2 separate regions of the Homo sapiens genome follow, and region 2 is linked to region 1. A link is an interaction called in ENCODE POLR2A ChIA-PET data of the cell type or tissue named here. Cell type or tissue: GM12878. All regions are shown on one strand. Region 1 overlaps ARHGEF17 (Rho guanine nucleotide exchange factor 17). Region 2 overlaps FCHSD2 (FCH and double SH3 domains 2).

Evidence for each region. ChIA-PET counts read pairs that join two places held together with the same protein. Peaks named below come from ENCODE experiments on the same cell type or tissue, not always from the same donor. Only the 100,000 strongest peaks of a DNase experiment are listed, where the experiment ranks them.
Region 2: POLR2A ChIA-PET joins it to region 1 with 7 read pairs; 2 of 35 experiments call an interaction of 5 or more read pairs at or near these places.

Annotation. Positions count from the first base shown.
Region 1 is chr11:73,324,033-73,326,532 of GRCh38, forward strand. The region is part of intron 1 of ARHGEF17 (Rho guanine nucleotide exchange factor 17); the gene reads left to right. Among named protein-coding and RNA genes, the nearest start is that of ARHGEF17-AS1, 16 kb to the left of the region's middle. RefSeq lists an enhancer at 1,295-1,946. In GM12878, no CTCF peak of the experiment used is centred here; a DNase peak (open chromatin) is centred at 1,159; H3K4me3 peaks cover 478 bases; H3K27ac peaks cover 2,500 bases.
Region 2 is chr11:73,095,924-73,098,423 of GRCh38, forward strand. The region is part of intron 2 of FCHSD2 (FCH and double SH3 domains 2); the gene reads right to left. Among named protein-coding and RNA genes, the nearest start is that of FCHSD2, 45 kb to the right of the region's middle. In GM12878, no CTCF peak of the experiment used is centred here; no DNase peak of the experiment used is centred here.

The DNA.
Region 1 (2,500 bases):
TGCCTCCCTTTAGAGAGCCAGACAGAGACCCCTGGCCAGGGACTGGTCTTAGGAAAACGGCCGTGTAGGGCAGAGTCCCCCTCAGCTTCCCAGCCCAGGTGTCAGGAACCGCCTCTGTCCCAGGATACACAGTGATTGCAGCTCCTCTCTGCTTCGGAGGTAACAGACCTCTAAGGCTCTGGGATGTGGAGATGTGGGTGGGAGCCCCCAGTTTGCCCCGTGACCCAATGCTTGATTCTGGTCGGGTGGATCCACCCATGCCAAGCCCTCCTGTTCCTGGCACGAGGTGGAGCCTGGGTACACGTTTATTAAATAAATAATGTGGGGGAGGCAGGAGGAGGACAGCTGAGCCCTGCCCTGGGGGAGCGCCCAGGCTCCTCTCAGCTCCCCTTACCACCCATGCCTATGCCTAGCCCTATGTTGCTGCTGTCCTGGGGACCAGGCAGGTGGAAGCTGGCAGATGGGCAAAGGGTGCCGTCCCGAGTCGGCACTGATTGGGGGTGGGATGGGAAGCAGACACAGGCCCAGAGAAGGTGAGGGTGCTTAGCTCAGGTCACAGAGCCCAGAAAGAGAGAGGTGGTATTCAAACCAGGATAGTCTCACTGGGTTGGAGTTCAGACCCAGATGGTCTGGCTCCAGAACCCGTGCTTAGGCCCCTGGCTTTCAGGACTGCCTGAGTTGGGGGCAGTGCCATCATCAAGGTGGGCACAGAAAGAAAGGGTGGATTTTGCTTTGGACATAGTGATCCTACTGGATTCACAGTCCATGGTCTGAGTCCCAGGAACCAGCACATAGTAGTTGCTCAGTAAATATTAGTTGAATGGCTCAGTTGCACTTGAGAGGCCCTTGGGGAGTGGGAGGAGGTGACAGGCACAGAAGGAATGAGTGTTTCCTCCCTTTATGGGCCCAGGGACCCTTCTCTTGGTGCTGGAAAGCAGCTGAGGTGGGTGCTGGGCTTTCTGCTGGCGGAGAGAACTCAGCCCAGGAGTTTGGGAAGGTGGAGAGATGGGCCACGGGCAGGTGAAGGGGAGACAGGCAGGCCAGGCAGTGCAGTGCAGTCCCGTTTGCAGTATCTGGAAAGCAGATCTCTTGGGCCATGGCCGGCGTGACTCAAATGGAGACAAAAAAACCTTCCATATTTGGACAAAGAGCCCAGAGAGGCCCAGACCCGCAGCCAGCCCAAACCTCCCCCACCCCCAGCCTCCTGCCCTGTCTCCCTCTGGGCCCCTAGCCCTGAGTCCTGTCCCATGAGTTGAACTCTTGGGCCTCAGTCATCAGGTCGCTTCCTGTGTGGCCAGGCCTGGGCTGTGGGTGCTGGGGAAGAAATTTCGTTCCAGGGCTGGGCCCTGTGCTTGGGCTGGAGATGTAGAGAGGAGCCCTGCTGGAGCCTGCGGGCTGGAGGGGAGCACACTGAAACCAACAGTTCCCACACTGTGGGGTAAGCTGACAGCAAACCCCCACCCATCTCAACACAGGCAAAGCTTGAGGAGCATCGCATATAGGCATTGTACACACACACTCTCTCTCTCTCTCTCACTTTCTCACTTTTCAATCCCCAGCAGATTTCCATACCCACAAAGACATCTGTACAGATATCAGGAGTGAGGACCGAGCCTGAGACCTTCCCTGGAGCAAGCTTTGATGACAGCAAAGTTGGAGTAGATTGGGGCAGCCAGATGTCAACAAGTAACATAAACAGGCATTATCCATCTGGAGAGATGTGAACAGAGCAATTTGCTCCTGTACCACCCTCTGAGTGTCCAGCAAGGGGCGGGGCTGGGCAGTGGATGCCAGAGCCTGGTGAGTGGGGAGAGGGCCTAGGCCGCTTCCTGCCTGGGAGCAGACCTTGCTCCCATGGGACAGCCCAGCCATTTGACTGAGAACCGGGGTGTTCACTGTCATTGGTGGATTGACTGAGCCCTGACTGCACAGATGCTTCTACCTTTTCTAACTAGTCTTGGATAATTAACGCTGAAATAAGCTCTGAGTGGCGGGTTGGGGGAACCCAGGGGAACCTTTAAAATTCAATTGCACTGTGGCCCACTGGTGCCTGTATGTGCAGGGTTAGCATGGGGGCCGCAGGGTGAAGGAGAAGGGGTTCCTGACCCAAGAAGCCCCATCTGAGAACTGGGGGTCGAAGGAGGCCAAGAAGGGTGAGGGCAGGGAAGGCTAACTTAGGGCAGTGGCTGGAATCTTGAAGGACTAGCCAGACCTTGACAGGCAGAAATGAGCCAAGGCCCTTCAGGGAGAGAGAACTGCAAAGGTAGAGGCCTGTGATGGAGAAGCCCTGGTGTGTCTGGGGTACCATGAAAGCTCCCTGGTTCTGGAGAGGTCAGGTGGGCCCCGGGAGTTCCTAAAGGCCAGGCCTAAAAGCCTGGACTTGATCCCAGAGTGGTAATTTCCAAGCTCACGGCTGTAATCCCAGCACTTTGGGAGGCCGAGGTTGGGAGGCCGAGGAGGGCGGATCACCTGAGGTCAGGAGTTCAAGACCAGCCTGGTC
Region 2 (2,500 bases), 230 kb before region 1:
GTTATGCACAAAACCTGCTCACAAACAAAATTGCTGTAAATTTGAAAGACACAACCCTGAGCTACCAACATCTAATATCCTAAAGTGCTATAGAAAAAAACAAAAAACAAAACAAAACAAAAAAACCTTCTCATTCAAAAATAAACCACCATAAAGGAAGAAGGAACGAGGTATCTAAACAGACGTAAAATTTTTAAGAGAAGAAGAAACAGAACAGGAAAAACATGGTAGCAGAAGGACACCCATGAGCAAAAAAATGCTGTCATGAAAGAGATAATATGTAACCAAATATTTAAAATGAATTTTTAAACTTCTTGTATTTAAAAAAGAAAGCAGGCAGGGAACAGTGGCTCACGTCTGTAATCCCAGCACTTAGGGAGGCCAAGGCAGGTGGATCACTTGAGGTCAGGAGTTCGAGACCAGCCTGGCCAACATGTTGAAACCCTGCCTCTACAAAAAAAAAAAAAAAAAAAAAAAATTAGCCAGATGTGGTGGCGGGCGCCTGTAATTCCAGCTACCGGTAAGGCTGAGGCAGGAGAATCACCTGAACACAGGAGGCAGAGGTTGCAGTGAGCCGAGATTGTGCTGCTGCACTCCAGCCTGGGTGGCAGAGCAAAGGAAAGGAAAGGAAAGGAAAGGACAGGACAGGATGAAAGAAAGCATATACCACTTCCAGATAGAATTATAGAATGTCAAACACAAGAGAATAGCAATGGTAAAAAGGTGCATCCTTGTGTTCTTCCTGAACTTATAGGGAAAGTGTTCAGTCTTTCACCACTGAGTACGATGTTACTGTGAGCTTGTCATATGTGCCCTTTAACATGTTAAGGACGTTTCCATGTTTCCCCAGCCTAGACCGTGTCACTACACTCTGGCTTGGGGGACAGCATGAGACCTTGTCTCAAAACAAAAAAAAAAAAGGAAATTTCCTTCCATTCCTAGTTTTCTGAGTCTTTTTATCATGAAAGAGTGTTAAATTATGTGAAATGCTTTTTCTGCCTCTACTGAGATAATCATGTGGTTCTGTCCTTCCTCTTACTAATGTGATGTATTTCATTGATGGATTTTTTTTTTTTTTTTTTTTTTTTTTTTTGATGAGACAGGGTCTCACTCTGGTCATCCAAGCTGGAGTATAGTGGCACAATCTCAGCTCACTGCAGCCTCGACCTCCCAGGCTCAAGCAATCCTCCCACCTCAGCCTCCCAAATAGCTAGAACTACAGGTATGCACCACCAGGCCTGGCTGATTTTTGTATTTTTTCGTAGAGATGGGGTTTCACCATGCTGCCCAGGCTGGTCTTAAACTTCTGAGCTCAAGCTATCCACCTGCCTCAACCTCCCAAGTGGCTCCCTGGGATTGCAGGCGTGTAATCCCACTTGGTCGTGGTGGATAATCCTTTTAATGATTTGCTGTTGGATTCAGTTTCCTAGGTTTGTTTGTTTGGTTTATTTTATTTATTTATTTTTTTTTTTTGCATCTCTCTTCACAAGAAATAGTAGTCTATAGTTTTCTTCTGGTATCTGTTTGATTTTTGTATAAGGGTAAAGACGGCCTCAGAATATGTTAGAAACATTCCCTTTTCTTCTGTTTTTTTGGAATAGTTTTAGTAGGATTGGTGTTAATTCATCATTAACTGTTTGGTAGAATTCACTAGTGGAACCGTCTAGTCCTATTATTTCTTGTGAGGTGTTCTTTTTTTTTTTTTTTTTTCTAATTACTGATTCAATCCCTTCACTTGTTATTGAGAATTTCTATTTTTTTCTGTAATCAGTTTTAGTAATTTGTGTGTTTCTAAGATTTATCTATTTCACCTGAATTATCTAATTTTTGAAGAATTATTATTCATGTTATCATAATCCTTTTAGTTTCTGTAAGGTAGTAGTATCCCCACTGTATTTTCTGTTTGTACATATTTACTCTGTCTATCTATTTTAGAGACAGAGTCTTGCTATGTTATCCCAGTTGGGCTTAAACTCCTGGGCTCAAGCGATCCTCCTGCCTCGGCCTCCAACTGGCTAGGACTAGACTTGCATAGCCCATGGTGCCCAGCTCTTCTTCTAATCTAAGGTTTGCCAATAAGTTATCTTTTCAAAGTACCAACTTTAGTTTCATTGATTCTCTTCATCATTTTTCTATTCTATATCATTTTTCTCTGATCTAACCTTTATTATTTTTCCTTTTGGGTTTAGCATGCTCTTTTCCTAATTCTTAGGGTATAAAGCTAGGTTGTTAACTTGAAATCTTTCTTCTTTTTTAACACAGGCATTTACAACTGTTAAGTTTTCCCTGAATACTAGTTTCACAGCGTAAGTTTTGGTATTGTATATTTTTGTTCTCATTTGTCTCAAAGTATTTTCTAATCTCCCTAGTGACTTCTTTGATCTACTCGTTGTTTAAGAATATGTTTAATTTCTACATATTTGCATATTTTCTGTCCCCTTCTATTAATTGATTTCTAGCTTCATTCCTCTATGGGTAAAGAAAATACTTTATATGATTT